3 separate regions of the Homo sapiens genome follow, and regions 1 and 3 are each linked to region 2. Evidence: chromatin contacts called from ENCODE Hi-C data. All regions are on one chromosome and are shown on one strand. The core of a region is the stretch at or near the end of the contact, and the rest is flanking DNA. Distances in the headings are between cores, read along the strand shown.

What was found. Hi-C counts contacts between places; a loop is a spot of excess contacts on that map. Pooled maps may share reads with other maps.
Region 1: a loop to region 2 is called in a map of natural killer cell, with 17 times the contacts of the local background. The contact joins the promoter of ARPP19 here to the promoter of PIERCE2 in region 2. A Hi-C loop is called at or near these places in 1 of 168 maps with a recorded cell type or tissue (natural killer cell), 2 of 37 single-sample maps with no recorded cell type and 7 of 50 pooled maps.
Region 3: a loop to region 2 is called in a map of CD8-positive, alpha-beta T cell, with 11 times the contacts of the local background. The contact joins the promoter of POLR2M here to the promoter of PIERCE2 in region 2. A Hi-C loop is called at or near these places in 2 of 168 maps with a recorded cell type or tissue (CD8-positive, alpha-beta T cell and naive thymus-derived CD4-positive, alpha-beta T cell) and 9 of 50 pooled maps.

The regions. Positions count from the first base shown.
Region 1 is chr15:52,567,775-52,571,082 of GRCh38, reverse strand. It overlaps ARPP19 (cAMP regulated phosphoprotein 19), which reads left to right and starts at 2,053. Exons shown (of 3, transcript NM_006628.6): 1 at 2,053-2,235. The coding sequence starts at 2,191. RefSeq lists enhancers at 1,524-1,653, 1,707-2,453, 2,454-3,202 and silencers at 2,124-2,183, 2,254-2,353.
Region 2 is chr15:55,407,245-55,410,774 of GRCh38, reverse strand. PIERCE2 (piercer of microtubule wall 2) reads right to left here and starts at 2,280. Exons shown (of 2, transcript NM_001198784.2): 1 at 1,989-2,280. The coding sequence starts at 2,006. CCPG1 (cell cycle progression 1) reads left to right here and starts at 2,416. Exons shown (of 9, transcript NM_001204450.2): 1 at 2,416-2,554. All of the region lies in intron 8 of DNAAF4-CCPG1 (DNAAF4-CCPG1 readthrough (NMD candidate)), which reads left to right. RefSeq lists enhancers at 2,037-2,236, 2,287-2,556, 2,917-3,196.
Region 3 is chr15:57,704,883-57,708,380 of GRCh38, reverse strand. POLR2M (RNA polymerase II subunit M) reads right to left here and starts at 1,667. Exons shown (of 4, transcript NM_015532.5): 1 at 1,426-1,667. The coding sequence starts at 1,538. GCOM1 (GCOM1, MYZAP-POLR2M combined locus) reads right to left here. Exons shown (of 17, transcript NR_104371.3): 14 at 2,009-2,447. RefSeq lists a silencer at 1,183-1,232 and an enhancer at 1,553-1,772.

The DNA of each region.
Region 1 (3,308 bases), core at 804-3,303, 2.8 Mb after region 2:
ATGATGCAGAGTGGTGTTAGTTGGGAAAGAATGGCTTTCCAGACAGGTCCTCATTGTGGAGCATTGCCCATGGTGAATTCTCCATTTGACCAAAGTCTGCCCCCAGAAATTCAAACTTCCCCTTCTGCGAGTGTCACTATCAGAAACAGATTCTTTTTATCCAAGGTCACATAGCCAATTTTAAAAAAAAGGCCAGATGTGGTGGCTCGCTCCTATAATCCCAGCACTTTGGGAGGCCGAGGCGGGTGGATCACTTGAGGCCGGGAGTTCGAGACCAGCCTGGACAACACGGCAAAACCCTGTCTCTACTAAAAATACAAAAAATTATCAGGGTGTGGTGGTGGGCAACTGTAATCCCAGCTACTTGGGAGGCAGAGGCAGGAGAATTGCTTGAACCCAGGAAGTGGAGGTTGCAGTGAGCCGAGATTGTGCCATTGCACTCCAGCCTGGGTGACAGAGTTGAGACTCTGTCTCAAAAAGAAAAAGAAAAAAAAGTTTTTTTTCTTTTTGTAGAGACAGAGATTTGCCATGTTGGCCAGGCTGGTCTTGAACTCCTGAGCTCGAGCGATTTGCCCGCCTTGGCCTCCCAAAGTGCTGGGATTACGAGTGAGCCACTGTGCCCAGCCACAGCCAATTTTCTTGAGGCTGAGTTTCATCATTAAGTGTATGTCTATCAGATTTTAACTCAAGTTCACAAATACATTGATATAGGACATATACTAGAACGTCAGTCAATTTATTAATAAAAATACAACTGTTAAATGCTTCAGTGGCCTAACTACTGCACTCTTCTTTCTCTCTGCAGTTCTGCTTAAGGGAAAGGCAAATTTTCAGTATGTTACTTTGTGAGTATAGAAGGAGAACAAATATGTCGTGGATCTTACAGTTTCTCAGCTAGCCCAGCGTGAGACATTCTTAAGGGATATCTTTGTCAAACAGTTGGCCTGTTGAACCCTTTTATTTTCAATACTTCCTTGGCTGACAAATGCCTTCCTTCGTTTCTCCAAAAGGAGTGCAATATTAACTCTTTTTGTTTTTCTAGTTGCAATTCCAGTGCAATTCTTCCTGTCTGAGATTCTACATCCTGGTTGAGTTTCGATGGTTTCCAAATTCCTTATCCAGGCATTTAGGGTCTTTCAATTGTTCCCCTGCCCCCAGAAATGCATTCATTTTCTGTGGCTTTTTACTAGTTTAACTTTTAGAGGGCAATCTTATTTCCAAGTTTCTGAGGGACACTTTGTTGGAACCAACAAACATTGCGAGTAACTATTCAGATATCAAGTAGAATGAGGATTCAGTAAGAAGCCGCAGGACTTGGCAAATAAAAAGGTCATTGGGGGAGCTCAATGCTAGCAGTTTCGGTAAGCTTGTGGGAGTGGACCCCCTGGGAGTGGACAAATGAATCTGAATTCCTTCGTTAGATATCTAGGAAGTGCTGGACCCTCAGAGTAAAATATAAGTAATTACAGACGAGATCCCTGCCCTGGTGCGGCTTATCTGAGAAGGAAAGGTGACCTAAAGTCACGACAATTGTGTAATGATACAGTTCATGTTGTTGAGGAACTGTACAGGGCTGTGACAGCCTTTAAGAGGTGGCTCTGGCCTAGTGTAGAGGTTTAGGAAGGAAAGGTTCTGAGGCAGAGACGTAGGACTGGAGATGTGAAGGCGTGGCAGAGTGGAGCAAGACTTTTGGCGTGCCCAAAAGACAGCCTGTGTGGCTACAGAGCGGAGAGCGAGGAGAACAGAACTAGGCGAGGATGGGTAAGTGGAAAGAGTAAAATAAAGCTCCTAGAACGAGGGGACCAGAGTGGACAGGAAAGGGCGGGGAGGGGCGGTTCCACTTAGAAACTACAATTCCCAGGAAGCACTCGGCAGCCACAAACGGATGTGAGGTGAGGCAGGAGCGGCGACCTTTGAAGGAAAAAAGGAAGTGTTTGGACGACAGCGAGCGGGAGAAGCGGGGTCAAGTAGGTAGGGGTGCGGTGCGGGAGGGGCAGGCGGGCTCCGGCGTGCGAGGGCCTTGGCCAGCGGAGCGTTTCGCGGCTCCGTGTCGTCATAAGGCGGCGGCCATTTTCGCGGGCGGAGGCGGCCCGGCGGGCCCTGGGAGAGCTGGGACGGGCGGCGGCCGGGTGGCCTCGGCCACCCGCTAATTGCATCTTTTCCCGGCGTCTCGTCTGCAGAGGGAGCACTATGTCTGCGGAAGTCCCCGAGGCAGCCTCCGCGGAGGAGCAGAAGGTGAGCGCGCGGGGCGTGAGCCCTGGGCCCTGCCCAAGGCCGGGTCTGGCGGGCGGCCTGCTCCCGCCAGGCGGAGGGCCGCGCCCGAGATGCGGGGCCGAGGCGCATGAGGCCGAGGCTCCTGCGCCCCACCTTTGGCTTCCCGCCGTCGCTGGCTGGTGCGCCGACGAATTGGGAGTTCCAACGTGCCCCGCGTTTACTCCGAATCGTGCCTTTTGTAACACCTCCGTGGGTCGCGGTGTTCCTCAGTCACTTATATTTACGCGAGAGCCCAGGACGCAGGCTTTGGGCGTAGAGCCTAAGTTTTTCTGTAAGCCTCAATTTGGTTAGGAAGTTTTATTTTTTCCTTTGAAGAACTCTCCAACTACTTGTATTGTGAGCGTGCGGTTCACTCCAAAAGCAGTGCCTCGTGTGCGGGCCGCGATGTGGGCCAGGATTGGCATTTCAGGGCCAACCCTTGTAACCATGGTCAGTGAGTAAAGTCCGGCCTTCAGTGTCTTCACCTGTAAAGGCCGAATACTGGTGCTTGCCTCCCACGGCGGGGTGAGGCCTAGAGGAGGTGAGTCAGGTGTAGTGTGCAGCGCAGTCTGTGCTCAAAAAGGTTTCAGTCGATGGGACTCAAATATGGTACTTGACTAAAAATCGAAAGGGTGGAATTTTAAAATTTTACTCACGAAATTAATCAGGGTTTTATTGGAAACAGGAATATTTTGTAAACGCCCTTGTGTCTTCCTGATGTAGGGGAATAGGCCGGGAGTGTCACTGTGGTTCAAATTATGAATATCAAGCCTTTGTATTTATCTAGGCTGGTGTTTGTCTCTCCCACTGTAATTATTTCCACCGCCCTGCCCTCCTAGGCAGGTGTGACTGGCCGAGAAGTGAGAAAGGGCCGAGGTATCTTGTCTCCTAAATTGTTTATCAACAATTTTTCTTACAAATCAGGTTGTGTTGCCGTTAAATACGATTTTGGTCTACTGCTTGACCTTCGTGCGGGTTTCTGCTTAATGTTGCACTTATGTCCTAATTAAGTTGGGAATTGGATTAGTGTTCTAAGCCCATTCCATATGTTCTTA
Region 2 (3,530 bases), core at 1,031-3,530:
CACTGTAATTTACTTTTATGGGCACCTAAGCAGGTTGCCCAGGGCAACTTGTAGATTTTGTTGTTGTTGTTGTTAATACTATCTCCTTCAGTCACTGAGAACTCTTTTTTATTTTTTTATTTTTTGAGATGGAGTTTTGCTCTTGTTGCCTAGGCTGGAGTGCAGTGGCGTGATCTTGGCTCACTGCAACCTCCGCCTCCCGGATTCAAGCGATTCTCTTGCCTCAGCCACCCGAGTAGCTGGGATTATAGGCATGCGTCACCACGCCCGGCTAATTTTGTGTTTTTAGTAGAGATAGTGTTTCTCCATGTTGGTCAGGCTGGTCTCGAACTCTTGAACTCAGGCGATTCGCCTGCCTCGGCCTCCCAGAGTACTGGGCCTTAAATGCTGGAATTATAGGCATGAGCCACCGCGCCCAGCTGAGAACTCTTCTTGTTATCAAATGACCCTCTTTACTACTGGTTCTAGAATTTCGTTCAGCTTTGGCTCAAAACATAATGCAGAAAACGAAATCTAGTAAAAACAGAAGACAAATTAGCTGATAAACTTTGTTGGCATAATTAGTACCATAAAATCTGGAAAAGCTAAATCTTAAATTAAAAATTTTTTAGATTTCCAGGATAATTCACAAATGTTTATAGATTCAGAAACAAAAGGTCCATTGCTTTATACTTTACATCATAGACAACCACTGCAGTTTTCTAATATGGGTTTCACCTTCTTCAAACCTGATATTCTTAAAATGTGGAGTTCAAACTGACTATAGTTAAGAACGAAACAAATAGCCAATACAAAGAATAATAAAAGGATGAGTTCAAATTATCTGCCACATGTCATCAACTTTTATTAAATGATAAAAAGGTTAATTAAAATTGTAAATGATTTTTCAGAAGAAATTACATCTTAAAATTGGCCTGTGAAAGTGGCTTGAAAGGTATAAAAATCTACCAGTAGCTGGTATTAGCTTTCTTAGTAATTTAATTTTCAGTTAGAGAAAGCCAGACCACTTTGACCTTTCGAAGTCCTTTGGTATAGATACATATACATTTAAAAAGATAAATGAAAACAAGCCATTGATTAATAATGCCCATCGCAGAAGCTGTAATTATAAAATTAAGATTTTTTGATGTCACTGTTGATGTTGAATATAGTTAATAGAAAAGCAAAAATAAAAAATAAAAAAGGTCTAATTTTGAGGCACTCTTTTGTCTCTGCTCAGGTCCACCGTCTTCCTTGCTAATGTTTACGTTTATTATTAATTTTTCCATTTATTTATTTACTTTTACCACAATTAGGGGACAGAGAATGAAACCTAAACTTTTTATTGCTTCTGTAAAGAGTGAATATAAATGTAAGATTTTTTTTTTTTGAGACGGAGTTTTGCTCTTGTTGCCCAGGCTGCAGTTCAGTGGCGCAATCTCGGCTCACTGCAACCTCTGCCTCCCAGGTTCAAGCAATTCTGCTGTCTCAGCCTCCCAAGTAGCTGGGATTACAGGCCCGCGCCACCTCTCCTGGCTAATTTTTTGTATTTAGTAGAGACGGAGTTTCACCATGTAGGTCAGGCTGGTCTCGAACTCCTGACCTCAGGTGATCCACCCGCTTCGGCCTCCCAAATTGCTGGGATTACAGGCGTTGAGCCCCGGCGCCCGGCCACCAAATCCTTTTTCAAAACAACTCCCTTCTTTGACACAGTGCAATTTAAATAAGTATACAATTAACAAAGTACGTTTTTCTTGTTCAAAACCATCACTGAACAGTTTGCAACAGTAGGGTATGAATGCATACAATCTCGATGGTCTTTACACCTTCAGAGGCTATTCGGACTTAAGGAAACGTGCATTTACAAGTGTAAATGTAAAAGCTCAGTAGTTGCCTTGTAAAGTGCTTTTCGGGGTTGTGGGGTTGGGGGTGGTAGGAGTAGGTGGTGCCTCAAATTATACTAGCGAATACCAACATTCCCAAACATCTAGCCCTCTGCCTAAACTCACCCGGTTGCGGTCTGTCATTTTCGCTCTTCTTTGTTAATTTTTTCGGCAAAGTCAGTTTTCATGCAGCAGATGGCAAGAAAGCCGGTGAACGCCTAGGGACGTGGCCTTTTAACCGCACCCAATTAAAGCAGCAAACAGAAGATGAATAGCTGGGTGGATCAGTATGTGTAAACCTATCCGTTTAATCCGGGGAGCTGTTTTCCCGGGTGAAACCACGAATTCTTTCTGGAGGTTGCAACTCGTAACCATAGCAACTGGAAGTGGTCGCCGGCTCCCGGATGTTGTGGGGATCTGCGGCCGCCTGGCCCAGCTTCCCGCAGCCGCCCGGCGGCGGCCTGCGCTCCACTTCGGGAGTGGTAGTTCTTCTCTTCACCGCTGCCGGGCAGGAGGCGCAGGCGGGACTACGCGTCACGGCATGCACTGCGGCGCCCAGCCGGTCACCGCCTGCCGGCTGCAGACGCCTGCGAGCAGGTTGTTTTTATAAGAGGCGTCATTGGCGCCCGAGCTGTGACCGCCGCCACTGGGGCAGCCAGCACAATCGGGCGGAGGTGGCGCTGCCCCTTCAGGTACTGTACTAGGCGGGCTTAGACCCCGGGAGGGGGTTTGTGCCGACTGTCTGAGTCCCTGGCCGACACGCTCGGCTCAGTAGAGGAGCAGTGGCGGGGTCCGCCTCCTAGGCTGGGGCTGCTCGGGCGGGGACTTGACGCCTGGTGTCAGCGGCCGCACGGGCGACCTCCTCGGGCCGTGCGCGAGTGCACAGCTCCGGAGGCCCGAGCCGACCCTGGGGCGTCCGGTCCGGTGGTCTTGCAGCCTCCAAACCCCGAGTGCTATACCGAACTGCGCGCCAAGGGTGGGAGAGCTGACGGCCTGGGCCACCCTTCTTCCTTCACTGGGCAGGCTTTGAGGTGCTTGTCGGTCTGGACTGATGAAAATCCATATGGTAAGATGTTATGTGCGTCACCCTGCCGGGTTTAATGCCAGCCTGTCTTTTGATGACATTTGAGCCCCCGTGATGTCAGGAATAGAAAGATTAAATATTAAATAATGCCCGGAGACTTCCGCTAGCACGCCAGCCTGATGATGATCAAATACCTCTCCATATCCTTCTCCAGTTCCAGTGGCCTCCTTTAGCTTTGGTCTCCCTAATCGATTTGTCCTCATTAGCAGCTGTCCCATGCAGTGCCTTGTACGCGTTGTTTATGTTTAGCACTATTGGGAGCGCCAAGTAAGGTATTTTATTGAGTGGTGAAGTTTGCACTGTTCTGCTCTACTTTTATTGAAAAACACAGTTGGGCATTCTTGTAGTTAGAATAGCTAACTATATAGTACTATGAATTTTAGATTTGTCTCCTCCAATCTACAGGATAGTGCTTGAAATATCGCTATTACTGCATCGTATCTTTTAAGATTAGAATCATATTGGGTCCCACACGTCTCAGGGGATATTTATCACACACATCCAGTGTGAATGGTTTACTTTTATTTTCTGAGTTCAGGTCATATAGCAGAAGATGGAGATGGTGAGGGTATTATTTTAATTCA
Region 3 (3,498 bases), core at 418-2,917, 2.3 Mb before region 2:
TGGGGTGGAGTGTGGGGATGGGCCTATTAGGTCAAAACTACTTTCATAATAATACTAAGATATTATTTCCCTCTCATTTTCTCGCATGGGTACAGTGGAGTTTTCCAGAGGCTACATGGCATGTGATGACATCATTGTTCTAGAATAGAATGTGTGCTTGTGTATGCTTATGTTTTAAAGACTTCAGACGTATTTCTGATAAGTAAATACATTTCGCTAGATACAACACATAAAATAGCTCTTTGGGATGTCAATAATTCTTAAAGTATAACGGAGTCCTGAGACCAAAAAGTTAATTCACTGCTATACATTCAAAACCTATTCTCACAAGGTCAAAACACATGTCTTGATCCCAACCAATTATTTATTTGTCCCTTTTGCTGGATGACAGAGTTCCTTTTCTGATTCCCTTTTCTTTAACTATACAATAAATGGAAAGAAAAAATTACACCTTAAGTCCTCTGTTCTTTTTGACACTACATTCATCCCCACAATTTCAACTATTAACAACACTCTACAGCTGAAATTCCTGTTTTCTGTATTTTTCCAGGGTTCTCTCTTTCTTGAGCCTCATGACTACTTCTCCAGCTTTTAAGTGTTTGGTTTTCGATTAACCAAATGTCTGTCCTGCTCTCCTCTCAACTCTGCACACCCTAAGTAAAATCAACCTTGGATCTATTCCTCTCCCTGAATTTTCCTATTTTTGCTAGTGGTCTTCCATATAGATTGGAAACTTCAGCCATCTCTGTCAACTGCATTTAAATTAGTCCATGCTTAAAAGTTCTCCCAATCCCTTCCTAGCTCACTTTCTTACAAGTGTCTCGTGGGAAGTCTCTCTGAAAATATCCTTCTACTGTCTTCTGCTTTTTATTCCTTCAAACCATCTTTTGCAACAAGCTGCTGAACAAAGCTGCCTAAAAAACAAAATCACTTTTATTACGTGGCTCCCTTGCTAAAATCCGTTCAACCAGCCAGCTGAATGAGGGTCGAACTTTCCCGGCCTAATAAACCCCTCTTCATATCCCACTCTTCCCATTTCCTACGGTTCCTGTAAGCTTAGAATCCAGAGATGAAGCTGACAATCTGTTATGGGTTAGGGGTGCGGGCGACAAAAGGGTTTAGAAAGCAGACTCATGGAACCACCACAGTCCCCGGGTAAATAAAACCGACCAGGGGCTACTAACTCCCTGCAACGCCAGGTAGCCGTTCAATCCGAGCTATCCTCGCAGGCATACGTGCCTGGCCAGGAAGAGGCACGGCTCTGCCGCAGCAAGCCCTCCGTCCACTCGCCCGTAGGACTGAAGCGAATGTGACTGAGTCAAAGTCACCTTCCAGGGAAGGGAACAGAGTGCGGGAGGGGAGGGGAGCGCCCAGGGAGCTCGAGCTGAAGGAGCCTGGCGGAGACTCCGCGGGACCCCAGCTTACTCGTTGCGCAAAAGTCTCTCCTGGCGCTTCAACATTTCCCGCAGCTCCACCAAACTCCGCTGCGCCAAGTCCTCGGGAGCTTGGGGCTCGAAGCCGCGGGGCAGCGAGCACATTCTGCGCGGGCTGAGGCTGGCGCGGCGGCGGGCACTCGGCTTCCTCGGCAGGCCCCGCTACTAGCGCCGGATCCGCGGACGGCGGTGACTCCGGGGCACGAGCGGGAGTCGCCATTTTCCCGGAAGAACGGGGTCTTCTTCGAGCCGAATCGAGCTTTATTGAAATTCCGGAAACAAACACGGACTGGGAGAAGGGGGCGTCCGCAGGAGCGTTAAAGGGCGGAAGTTACGTCGGATGACGCCGGCTCCTTGGCTTGGCGCCCTTTCCCCTTGTGTGAGCATTCATGCGGTCATCAGCTGTTCGTCGGTTTATACAAAAAGTATTCAGCGCCAGCGTGACCTCACCAAGCACTATGTGTCAGTCAACAAATAGCAACGTCCTGTGTTATACTTGGGGTTTACAGAGTTGGCGGGGGGATGGGGGGAGGGAGAATCAAATTATGATATAATAGTAACGTTGGGATGGGCACCTGGGAAGATATCTCTGAGAAGTGGTTCAAGTCGAAACTTGAAAGATGAGCTGGCCATTAATAAGGTGGGAGAGAGTGCGGGACAGGATTTGGGAGACTCTGGCCTGTGCGTGGTGCCTCCGGCCTGTGCGTGGTGCCTCCTAGCTCAGCTTAGGGACGTCCTGAAATTGTTAAAGTTGGAAGGTTCCTCAGAATCAGCGATTTTTCTTGGGGCTCAATGCATTTGGAGAAGGACTTCATTTGTAGCACCGCCTCAAGCATTGTTAAGACATTTGGTGTTTCTGGCTTCTGCCTGCTAGGTGCTATGGCACTCCCAAGTCATTGCAACAATCCAAAATGTCTCCTCCAACATACATTTCCAAAGGCCCACAAGAGGTGATGAGGGAGTGGGAGCAGCTGTACAAACTCGTTGAGGACCTTTTCGAATTTTCTACTTTGCCTATAGAAAAACAGAGGCATGAAAACTGAAATAAATATTCCCAGGGCACAAAACCAGTAAGTGACAGCACCAGATTTCAAACTCAAAAGCCCAGCCCCTTTTCCAACACACCAATTTGAAAATCCCCTTCTTCACTTTAGGCCTATTTCCAAATGTGTAAAACTGTTGAAAAGACTTCCCTCCGCCCCCCCCCACCCCCGCCACCTCCCCAGCTGTTGAGAAGAAGGCAGCTTAATAGGTATTGGACACAGCTTTTACCTTCTCGTTATAGTTCAGCTACCAGAGGTGCATCCCAGTGGAAAGAGTAGGAAGACATGCAGTCACAGCAGATGTCACTTGGGAGGTTTGAACACCCCCATAACCCACCGCCCTCCCCCGATTTTTTGATATAGGAAATTGAAGTTGTCTCAATCCTGTGTAAGATGCTATATAAACACAAGCAGCTCTGTCCTAAAGAGACAGAAGATCTAGGTAAACTCCAAAGCTATTCCAGGGAGCACAATTGCAACCATTTATCTATCCCCCCAATCTGGTCCATTCTGATCAGATTCATTAATATATCAAAATAAGTTTTCTCTGTATAAGACTTGCTTTCAAGGACGTTAATAACGTGCTGCAGCATTGGCTGAATGAGAAATAGGTAAGGTCCTCGAGTCAGGTGGTTGTCTGTGGTACTGACAAAAAAAAAAAAAAAAGACTCCGTAAAATGTTGAAGAGATGTATTCTGTGCCAAATATGAGTGACCATGGCCCGTGACACAGCCCTCAGGAGATCCTGAGAACACGTGCCTAAGGTGGTTGGTGCACAGCTTGGTTTTATACATTTTAGGGAGACATGAGACATCAATCAAATACATTTAAGATAAACATTGGCTTAATCCACAAAGGTGGGACAACTCAAAGCAGAGCGGGTGTGGGGCAAGATGGGCTCCCAAGTTATAGGTAAATTTAAGTTTTTTTCTGATTGGTAATTGATTTAAAGGAATGTCTAGGTTAGCATAAGAACTTGTGGAGACCGAAATTTTATCATGCAGATGAAGCCTCCAGTTAGC